Regions from separate parts of the Homo sapiens genome. Here all the other regions are linked to region 1. The links are chromatin contacts, found by Hi-C or POLR2A ChIA-PET in ENCODE. All regions are on one chromosome and are shown on one strand. The core of a region is the stretch at or near the end of the contact, and the rest is flanking DNA. Distances in the headings are between cores, read along the strand shown. Region 1 holds the start of CMC1 (C-X9-C motif containing 1). Region 2 has its middle 25 kb from the start of LINC01967. Region 3 holds the start of LINC01967 (long intergenic non-protein coding RNA 1967).

What was found. A loop is a pair of places that touch in the nucleus more often than their neighbours do. ChIA-PET counts read pairs that join two places held with the same protein, here RNA polymerase II (POLR2A). Pooled maps may share reads with other maps.
Region 2: a loop to region 1 is called in a map of PC-3, with 10 times the contacts of the local background. The contact joins the enhancer-like site here to the promoter of CMC1 in region 1. A Hi-C loop is called at or near these places in 2 of 168 maps with a recorded cell type or tissue (MCF 10A and PC-3), 1 of 37 single-sample maps with no recorded cell type and 11 of 50 pooled maps. POLR2A ChIA-PET finds 5 or more read pairs at or near these places in 2 of 52 experiments (GM12878 and WTC11).
Region 3: a map with no recorded cell type shows a loop between it and region 1 (2.3-fold over the local background). The contact joins the promoter of LINC01967 here to the promoter of CMC1 in region 1. A Hi-C loop is called at or near these places in 2 of 168 maps with a recorded cell type or tissue (GM12878 and PC-3), 8 of 37 single-sample maps with no recorded cell type and 5 of 50 pooled maps. POLR2A ChIA-PET finds 5 or more read pairs at or near these places in 2 of 52 experiments (GM12878 and Panc1).

The regions. Positions count from the first base shown.
Region 1 is chr3:28,240,242-28,243,431 of GRCh38, reverse strand. CMC1 (C-X9-C motif containing 1) reads right to left here and starts at 1,813. Exons shown (of 4, transcript NM_182523.2): 1 at 1,620-1,813. The coding sequence starts at 1,638. RefSeq lists a silencer at 1,521-1,600.
Region 2 is chr3:28,051,905-28,055,239 of GRCh38, reverse strand. No RefSeq gene overlaps it. Among named protein-coding and RNA genes, the nearest start is that of LINC01967, 25 kb to the right of the region's middle. Within about 2 kb of position 1,284, at least 2 of the 41 ENCODE cell types and tissues checked have a DNase peak (open chromatin) inside an H3K27ac peak, as active enhancers do; they include PC-3, where a contact is called at or near this core.
Region 3 is chr3:28,026,598-28,029,950 of GRCh38, reverse strand. LINC01967 (long intergenic non-protein coding RNA 1967) reads left to right here and starts at 1,347. Exons shown (of 3, transcript XR_001740553.2): 1 at 1,347-1,442.

The sequences.
Region 1 (3,190 bases), core at 564-3,063:
CCTCTCTCATTCTCAGTCTCCTCATCCGTATGAGATTACTTTAAAGGTCACTTCAAGTTCAGAAGTACCATAATTAGGCTGGGTGCGGTGGCTCACACCTGTAATCCCAGCACTTTGGGAGGCCAAGTCAGGCAGATCACTTGAGGTCAGGAGTTCCAGACCAGCATGGCGAACACGGCGAAACCTCATCTCTACTAAAAATACAAAAATTAGCCGGCCGTGGTGGCGGGCGCCCGTAATCCCAGCTACTCAGGAGGCTGCGGTGGGAGAATTGCTTGAACCCAGTAGGCGGAGGCTACAGTGAGCCGAGATAGCGCCACTGCACTCCAGCCTGGGCGACAGTGAGACTCCGTTTCAGTAAAATAAAAAAAAAAGATACCATAAATTATATGGGCCTAAACTTGAACCTTCCTTACTCACCCCTCACTTATACTCTACCCCTTCTACCCTCAAGAACCAAATCATGGTAGTCATCCTGAAACCAAGCATCGCACAGTGCACCTTACTATCTAAACCTTTGCTCATAGGGCTGCCTCTTCTCCAGCTCCAACCACTGGAAATTCCATCCCTCAAAGCCCAGATCAACTGCTAACTGCTTCATAACCACCTAGTCCAAAATGAATATGATCATTATGTTCCAGAACTCCTCTATGCTTCAAATTAGAGTACTCCCTGATCTACCACTACCTGCTGGACTAGTCACTTAACTTCTCTTCGCCTCAGTTTCCTAATCTGTAAAATGGAGCTAAAAGGACCTACCATACCACATATTATTGTTGGATAATAGAGAACACTTAGCATGGTAATAACATGTTCAATTAAAACATTATTTCTGTGCTACATATATTTTCCATGCTCCTTGAAGGCTCCGAAAGAGCATTTTCCATTTCTGAATCTCCCAAGTTTGACGCCATTTACCTCTCAATGTTTTGACTTTTTGTATCCATAAAATGAAAGAAATGGACTAGACCAACTACCATTCCCTCCAAAAATGTTATCTATTCCCTTGCAAAAATAGCCTAACGCAAAGATACTGCAGGTGACCTTCCACAAGGACGGGAATTCGAGGGTAAGTTAACTATTGCTGCAAACGGAAGTGGCTGGAAGCAAAGAGATTAAAACAACATTCAAGATTTTGAAGATCCTTTCCAAAGAAACTGACTCCTGCCATAGTGATGGATCCTTTGAAATATGTTTTTAAGTTGGGTTACAAGGATGAACTCGGGGTCCATGAACTCCCAAACAGAAATGTAAAACTGTGCGCCAGAACAAATATACAAATTTTTCTGGGGCCAGAGTGTCTGCAGCATACATTAAATGCATCTGTGACCTTAAGGGGCGAAAAGAGGGTGACAATGAAGAGACTAGTCGCGTTAAGTTGGAAACCACAATGGATGATACTTTAGACAACAAACGCAACCTCAGATAACCATAATCCCCAACAAGTGAGAAGATGACCTCAGACCGGGCGAAGCAGCCGCCGGGTATGAGGAGACGCTGGTGGAAGCAATGCTACCCAGAGCTCTGCACCTTTCCCAGGTCGGCATCCAGCCCGCATGGCCCGCGGCGTGAGACCCGGGGCGAGGCCCCTCGGCAAACCCCGCTTCCCGCCCCGGTACCTGCGGGGTCGAGCGCCATCTCGGCGGGCCGAGAAGAACGTAGCCGCTTGGCGGCTCCGGGGCACGCAGGAAGGGGAGTGGAGGGGAGGGGCTTGGGCTCGGACGCACGTGCGACCCCCGGGAGCTTCCCGCAACAGAAACACGGGCCCTTTGCAAAGCACCGCCAGGACCCGTTCCCTCTTCCTTCCCAGGCTCCTACTTCCGCCGCCCGTTGCGCCTGCGCCTTTCTGGCCCCGCCCCAATCCTGTAACTAGAGTGGAACTGACTTCGCAGGGGGAATGACCAGGAAAGGGGGCGTGTCTGCGTGCCTTTGGGGCGGGACCGTGCAGGACGCGCGCAGCCTCGCTTCAGGAGGCTTGTGCACCAGTTGCAGACCCGGGTCGGCCGTGACTGGAGGCGGACCTGCAGGACTTTGGGACTGTGCCTCACTCGGTGACTGGGCCAAAGTCCGAGCCCCGTCCCCCATACCCGCCTTCGGAGAACCAAATGAATCATCCAGTTCCTTTTTTTTTCTTCGTTAACGTTCATTCATTCATAAATGTCTATTTCATGCCTGCCAAGTTCCAGCCACGGTTCTGAATACGAGGGGAAAATAACAATAAAAATAACGTCCCTGTTCTCAAGGAGCAGTGTGGCAGAGGAGACAAATAAAAGCAACACGCTGTTAAATGTGATAAACGCCACACGCACTAGTTGTTCACAGCTTGTTCTACCATAAAGGTGATATGGTGTGTGCAATATCGTTATTTCTCCTTCAAATCAAAGACTGTGGCTCTCCTAGACGTTAAAATATGGGCTCTAGAAGTACCTCTATGTTGTGAAATAATATCCTCAGGACGTACAGTATGATTTGGGTGATGTTACAAATCCTGCCTCTATCAGTAAAAGCTGTATGTTTTGTGAGAGTAAAATGAAGGAAGGTAATAGCCGTCCCGCTGAAGACCCACTACTCACCTCTTCTCAATAGAAGAAACTTTCTAGGTGGCACTTAGGTTCATTTCCACTCACAAACCAGCCTTCAGAAGTGCTTCCTTGTCAAATTCACGTTTAACTGGCTCGAGCCACGAAAGGGTGAGCTGAGGCCTGGGACAGATGGGACAGATGTTTAGAAAAACAAGGAGCAGCTGCTTCTTCCCTGCAAGGGATTCAGGGCTTTCAAAATGATCCCCTCCCCACCTACCTGCAGTCCCTCCTCCCCTGCTGCTGCTTCCGCCTGGTCAGTTGGCAGAAAAGCTGAGGCAGTTGAGCAGGGCTGGGAAAGTGGGTCTCTGCTCAGCAGGTCTTCCGTTTAAGGGCCTATTTGGGCATAACGGCCCTTATTACAGCTGTAGGTTGAGGTGCCAAGGTGAAGAATTAACGTTTCACTCACCCAGCCAGGGAATCAGGTCCTTTTCCTTGTATATTTTGTAAATATGCTTAGAAATACACCAAAATGACTCTGGTATGCCTCTTTTATTGTTCTGAAGGTGAAGGATTTGATTTAGAAAGCTAAAGCAATCTTTTTGAGGAGATGGAGTATGAAAACACAGGTCAGACACCCATATTCAAGAATTAAACTAAATCTTTCTATA
Region 2 (3,335 bases), core at 35-2,534, 190 kb after region 1:
TTGGTAGAACTAGTGTGGGGTCTGAGATTTTGCACATCTAGCATGTTTTCTAGTGATGTCGACCTGCCGGTGTACAGACCACACTTTGTGTTGCTAGGACTTACACTATCTCCAGAGTCCCCTGAGTGACTGAATCACAATTACTTCTCCTTCCCCACAGGCTTTCACTGGACATTTCTTCCTTACTTAGCTTCTTTCTCTTCCAGTTCCACTTCTCCTCTTCCTTACTAGATTTTTCTGGAAACATTTCTAATAAATCACTGTCACAGGAATCTTTATTTCAGCATGTGTGTCTGGAAAATCCAACCTAATACAGAGTCCAGGAGTTTGATTTTGGACATATTATATTTGAGGTGCCAAAGAAATATACAAGATGAACTGTCCGATAGTCAATAAGCACTAGTGATAACCATGCCTTCATTCTTTCAGTTCTCCCTTCTTAGCAACGAGTGTCCTGAGAATACAGGGCATTTAAGCAGACCTCTGGTGTCTCAGGTTTGTCCCTCAGAATTTAGAAGAGTAAGTTTCTTTTGCTGTATTCTTGTTTGAAGTCTTTGAGAATTGATAATCTGTATATCCCATTAGCCAGAATATTCTGCTGTCTGAGTGCTTTTCAAATATTAATGTATATATGAACAATCTATGGATCTTGTTAAAACACAAGTTCTGGTTCTGTAGATCTGGGAAGGAACTAAAGATTCTGTGTTTCTGACAAGCTACCTGGTAATACTGCCACTGCTGGTCTGCAGACCGTGTGAACTACACTTTGAGAAGCAGGGTTCTAAAACACACTTCACAGGTCTAATTTTCAAGGAAACACTCTGAGATTGAATGAGGCACTGATAGCAATGGTAATAGTAGAAGTAGTGATAGTAGTAGTAATAGCTGACATTTATTATTTACATTTACTAAGTACACACACTCTGTGTTAAGCCCTACTCAAATTATCCTACAAATACCAACTCATTTATTCCTCACAATAATGCAGAGATATAAGAATAAAAAATGGTTGATTTTTATTCCAACGGTTTTAATAAGTTAACTATTGTTCCATATGGAAAACCTCAGGATATATTGGTGGTAAGCTATAAAAGTCCAAATATTTAGAGTTGTTTTGCTAGTAACCACGTCATTTCCAAGAGGAGAGGGCATGTTTGGGAAGTGAACACAGCCTAACACATTCTTTCCAGGGAGTGATGGAAAAGAACCAGAAAATGTATATGAGGGAGCAATGTGTGAGGTGGCCTCCTTGGGTGACTGTTGTGGGTGACTACCTATTGCAGTTGTTAGATTTATTTCAAAACTCAGTTTAATCCCCACTTCACCCCACCCCTGTGACTCAGTTTTAAGCAGTTGAGTTTGAAAATGACAAGGATGACTCAAGCATTGAAATCTCTGTGAAAACAGGAGACACCTCCTCCTACCCTCAGCAATCTTTGTTTTCTTCCAAATGCTAAGAACCCACACTTAACACACACACAGAATAAGATATGTACAGAATTTTTTGACTTAATCAAAATAAATGCTTCTCCAAATTGAATTTATTCTTACTTTTTTTTTTTTTTTTTTTGAGACAAAGTCTCGCTCTGTCACCCGGGCTGGAGTGCAGTGGCACGACCTCGACTCACTGCAACTTCTGCTCCTGGGTTCAATCGATTCTCCTACCTCAGCCTCCTGAGTAGCTGGGATTACAGGCAGGTGCTACCATACCTGGGTAATTTTTGTATTTTTAGTAGAGACGGGGGTTTCACCATGTTGGTTAAGCTGGCCTCGAACTCCTGACCTCGTGATCCACCCGCCTCGGCCTCCTAAAGTGCTGGGATTACAGACATGAGCCACCGCACCCAGCTATTCTTACTTTTGAAGAAAACTGAAATAATGTTCAAATAGCAATCAAAAGGGCAGTATATCACTATATTTTCTTGTTTTCAGAAATCAAAAGTTATCAGATAGATATATAGTTGTAAAGAGAAACTATTTTCCTTTTAAATAAAGGTTTTGTTGTTGTTGTTGTTGTTATTTTAAATAGTGATGAGGTCTTGCTATGTTGCTCAGGCTGGTCTTGGACTCCTGAGCTCAAGCAATCCGCCCACCTCGGCATCCCAAAGTGCTAAGATTACAGGCACCAGCCACTAAATGAGGCTTTATTTTATGAACAAGAAGACTAGCTATGGCTTGAAAGAAAAGTATAGTCATATCTATTTTTATCTCATTAAATATCCGGGATCCTTTATGATGTGTTATGGCTACTCACTAAGAAACAGATTTAAAGACTTAGTTTGTTAAGAGGGAGCAGAAGGGTACATGCTGACTATCTGGTAGGGGAGATAACATTATATACCCCTGGGCTATGAATTAACTTGGGGTGATGTGAGAGCACATTCTTTTTGGTGTTATCATATGTGTGAAGTAATCATAAAATATAACTGTGATGAATCCAATTTCAAAAATCTACTCTCTATAAAAGACGCATCTCTAGCACCTGAAGAGATGAGACAGTGGTAAACTCAGGCAGGAGAGGTTGGAATCCAGTTGTGCCACTTACACCTGGTCAGCAAATCAGCTAGGAGCTGGTGGTGGGATTCTGACCAGGGGATGAAATATAGTGTTGGATTTTTAGAACTGGAAGTAGTCTTTCCTGTTATTAGAAAAAGAAATTATGAGGTTGACAGAAATTCCCAAACTGTATTATATGAAACAGTAGGTATTGTGAATGAGAGAATTAAATGAGCTCCTTTGTCAAGTAAGTTCGGGAAACCTTGTATGCCGTATTTGCTTGTGGAGATTCACAAGGCACACACACATATGAAAGGTTCTGAGGAGTCCTGCTTTTTGTTTAAGTTTGTTCAAAACAGATTCTCACAAATGAATATTTGCTCATCTCATCTCACCACATAAACCTTTTGTTGTTGTTGTTTTTAAACACAAATGACATTCCATGGAAATAGTATTCTGTGGAACTCAGTTCAGGAAATGGGAGAGAATTTTTGGAGAAGCTCCTTGATTTCAGGGAGGGATGCCAACACATGACCAGTAGGTTAAGTTGACCACTCGAAAGAAGCAGGGAGGCCATGCTTCATTAAAAGATATAGCCATAATACTTGGCAGGTGATGTACTTCAGGCAAACTGAAAGAGAAAAGGTTGAGTTGAAAAACTGCCCAGGAATTAAGCCAATCGATTGACTTGAATTACTTAAGAAATAAGTAATCTGTGCTCAATGGTCATTTATTTTTATGCCTTTGGGTGTGTGTGTGGTGGTGGAGGGTGGTAGTGGTGGTGAGGGATGTAGCTTTACTCTGTTTCTTGTAAATAAAATGTTCATTTTTATTTTTTA
Region 3 (3,353 bases), core at 98-2,597, 210 kb after region 1:
GGAATGCAAGGGTTGGGAAGATCAGGACTGACAGCTGCAGATTGAGGGCAAGGAGAGGTAAGTTACATGGCAGGTTCTCAGGAGAAAAGACAGACCATGTGAAAGTCCTAGCAGGGAAATGTCTTTGGAGAAAAATTAAATTAAAGGACAATTGAATGAATATATATTAATTTGTTCTCTTGACTGAACTCTGCAGTTCTCTCCCTCTTTGACCCCAAAACTTCAGTCAAAGGCTATGAGACCTTTATGTGAGAGGGGAATGAAGGGCAAGTCTAATAAAGAGGACTGTAATGTTTCCTAACTCAACACTCTACTGATATCAACATAGTGGCAGCAGCATCTCACAGAGACAGGACAAAATCTCAGAGCTGCAGTCAGTGAAACTAGCAGAGGCTCAGGTCCAAGCCAAGGCCTGCAGACAGAACCTCATGATAAGAGAGAAGCAGCCTGCAATGGCTGTGATGGAGATTGCCTAAACAGAAATACAAATCCCTAGGACAAGGTTTCTGAGCCTTGGCACTATTAACATCTGGGGCCCAATAATTCTTGGTTGTGAGGTGCCATCCTGAACATCATAGGATGTTTAGCAGCAACCCAGGTCTCTACCTCTAGCACCACTCTTCTCCCCAGTTGTAACAATCAAACAGGTTTTACACTTTTACAAATATCCTCTATGGGCAAAATCACCTGGGTTAAGAACCACTGTCCTGAACCAGTCCTTTCAGAGATACTGGGAGAAGCTCTGGACATCTGCAAAACATGGAATGTTGACTTAAAGCCATAGGACTGAAGAACTCCAGGGTGAAGACAACTGAGTTACAGTAATATAAGCAGAAATGTAGCGTCAGAAAGAATTGGGGAGCTAGGGGTGGTTGTGCCTTTATGTTTAGGTGTTTATGTTTAAAGGGAGCACTCACTGGTCTCTAAAACACTTTTTTTCCTCCAGGAAATAAAGTTCTGAGGTTCTGTCACCATTAGCAGGATATGCCGTTTGCCCAATTCCAATATACTTTTCCTTTTAAAAAAAACCCTGAGTATTTAATTGAAATAACCAAAATGAAGACCCAAAATGAGTTTCTTCAATTTTGGTTTCCAACAGAGAAAGACTGTGATTTGGTTCAAGCCACTTGTGAGCTGTCCGCCTGCCACGGGTGCTGCATTTATAGCACCCTTGATTAGATGTGACATTTTCTCACTCTGAGTATTTTGCCCGTATTTGAAGAGATCCACACAGGGGACCTTATTAAAATCTGCAGAAGCCTGTGAATACGTGAGGATGCACTTATGTGAGGGGGAGGGAGAGAATGGATTTTTATCTTCTGGGAATCTGGTGGTTTTATTTTATAGGAGCTTACAAAGGAATGAGCAAGAGGAAAGAAGATTCTGGTCTCACTTAAAATGGACTGCGGTACCTCCTCTGCTTGAAATTCAAAGAAGCCAAGGTAAGCAGAGTTGAAATTGTTTTCATGGCTCACTAAAGTGAGATCTGCTTCTGTTAAACTCTAGATTCTTCTGCTAATTACAGTGAAGAGATGTGGATGGCACAGAGCAACAGATCACAATGACACCATGTTTGCTAGGATGCACACATTCAAATCTGTTCCTGCTCACAAAAGATGTGACTTCCACTCCTCCCAGTCCTATTTGTTCCTGATTTGGTTTTCCATTAAGCAAGTTGGGCCCCAGGAAGATAGAATGGAGATAAGGTTCCAATACAAAGCTATTAAAGAATTTGAAGTAGGGCTAGGCGCAGTGGCTCACGCCTGTAATCCCAGCACTTTGGTAGGCTGAGGTGGGCGGATCACCTGATGCCAAGTGTTTCAGACCAGCCTGGCCAACATGGTGAAACCCCGTCTCTACTAAAAATACAAAAAAATAGCCAGGCACAAAGGTGCTTGCCTGTAGTCTCAGCTACTTGGGAGGCTGAGATGGGAGAATCACTTGAAATCCAGAGGTGGAGGTTTCAGTGAGCCAAGACCATGCCATTGCACTCTAGCCTGGGTGACAAGGGTGAAACAAGAAGGAAGGAAGGAAGGAAGGAAGGAAGGAAAGAAAGAAAGAAAGGAGAAGAGAAGAGAAGAGAAAAGAAGAGGAAAAAAGAAAAGAAAAAAGAGAAAAGAAAAGAAAAAGAAAGAATGTGCAGTAGGAAAATTTGTCTTCAATCTCACTTTTGTGTCCCCTTTTCTATCTTGGGCTGGTCCTCTCCTCCCATGCTTGTTCTAGGCCTTCTATATCTAATGTTATAGATTTATCATTTTAAGTGAAGCAGCTCATTCACAGCACTTTTGAAAACCACGTGACTCTTCTTCTACCCTGACTCAAACACACACAAACCTCATATGATTGGATCAGGTGCAGGAACATGAATGAAGACAGCAGTTATGACAGGAGAGAAAAGATGAGCCGGATTCATCAGAAATACCTCAGGAACTTACTTATAATAAATGGTAAAGTATTTTGTTCCTTTTTTAGCCATTATAAATAGGATTGCTTTCCTGGCTTCCTTTTTAAGTAGTAGATGTATAGACATAAAGACAGAATAGAGAGCCCCAAAATAAATCTACATACCCCACGTTGAACTGATCTTCAACAAGCATGCCAAGAACACAAAATGAGGAAAGGGTAGCAGTTTTGATTAATGGTATTGGGAAAACTGAATGTCCACAACAGAAAAATGAAAATGGACCCTTATCTCACACCACATATAGAAATCAACTCAAAATGGATTAAAGACTTAAATGTAAGACCTGAAACTGTAAAACTCTAGAAAAATAGGGGAAAAGCTTCTTGGCATTGGATATCACACCAAAAGCACAGGCAACAAAAGCAAAAAAGACAAGAGGGCTTATATCTGACTAAAAGGTTTCTGAACAGCAAAGGAAACAATCAACAGGGTAAAAAGACAACCTACAGAATGGAGAATATATTTTTCAAACCATGTATCTGATTAGAAATTAATATCCAAAATATAAGAAATGTAGCTCAATAGAAAGCAGTAGAAATAGCTCAATAGAAAAACAAACAAAAACCAAAATCCCAAATAACTCAATTTAAAAATGGGTAAAGGACCTGAATAAACATTTCTCAAAAGAAGACACCTACTGGTCAGTAGATGTACAAAAAGAGACTTCAATAATCATTAGAGAAATGCAAACTACACAATGAGATATCACTTCACCTGTTAGAATGGCCATTATCAGATGGACGAAAGATAATAAGTTTTGGGGAGGATGTGAAGAACAGAGAACCCTAGTATGCTATTGGTGGGAATGTAAATTACTATAGTCATTATGGAAAACAGTATATAAGTTCCACAAAAAAAAAAAAAAAAAAAAAATAGAACTGCCTTATAA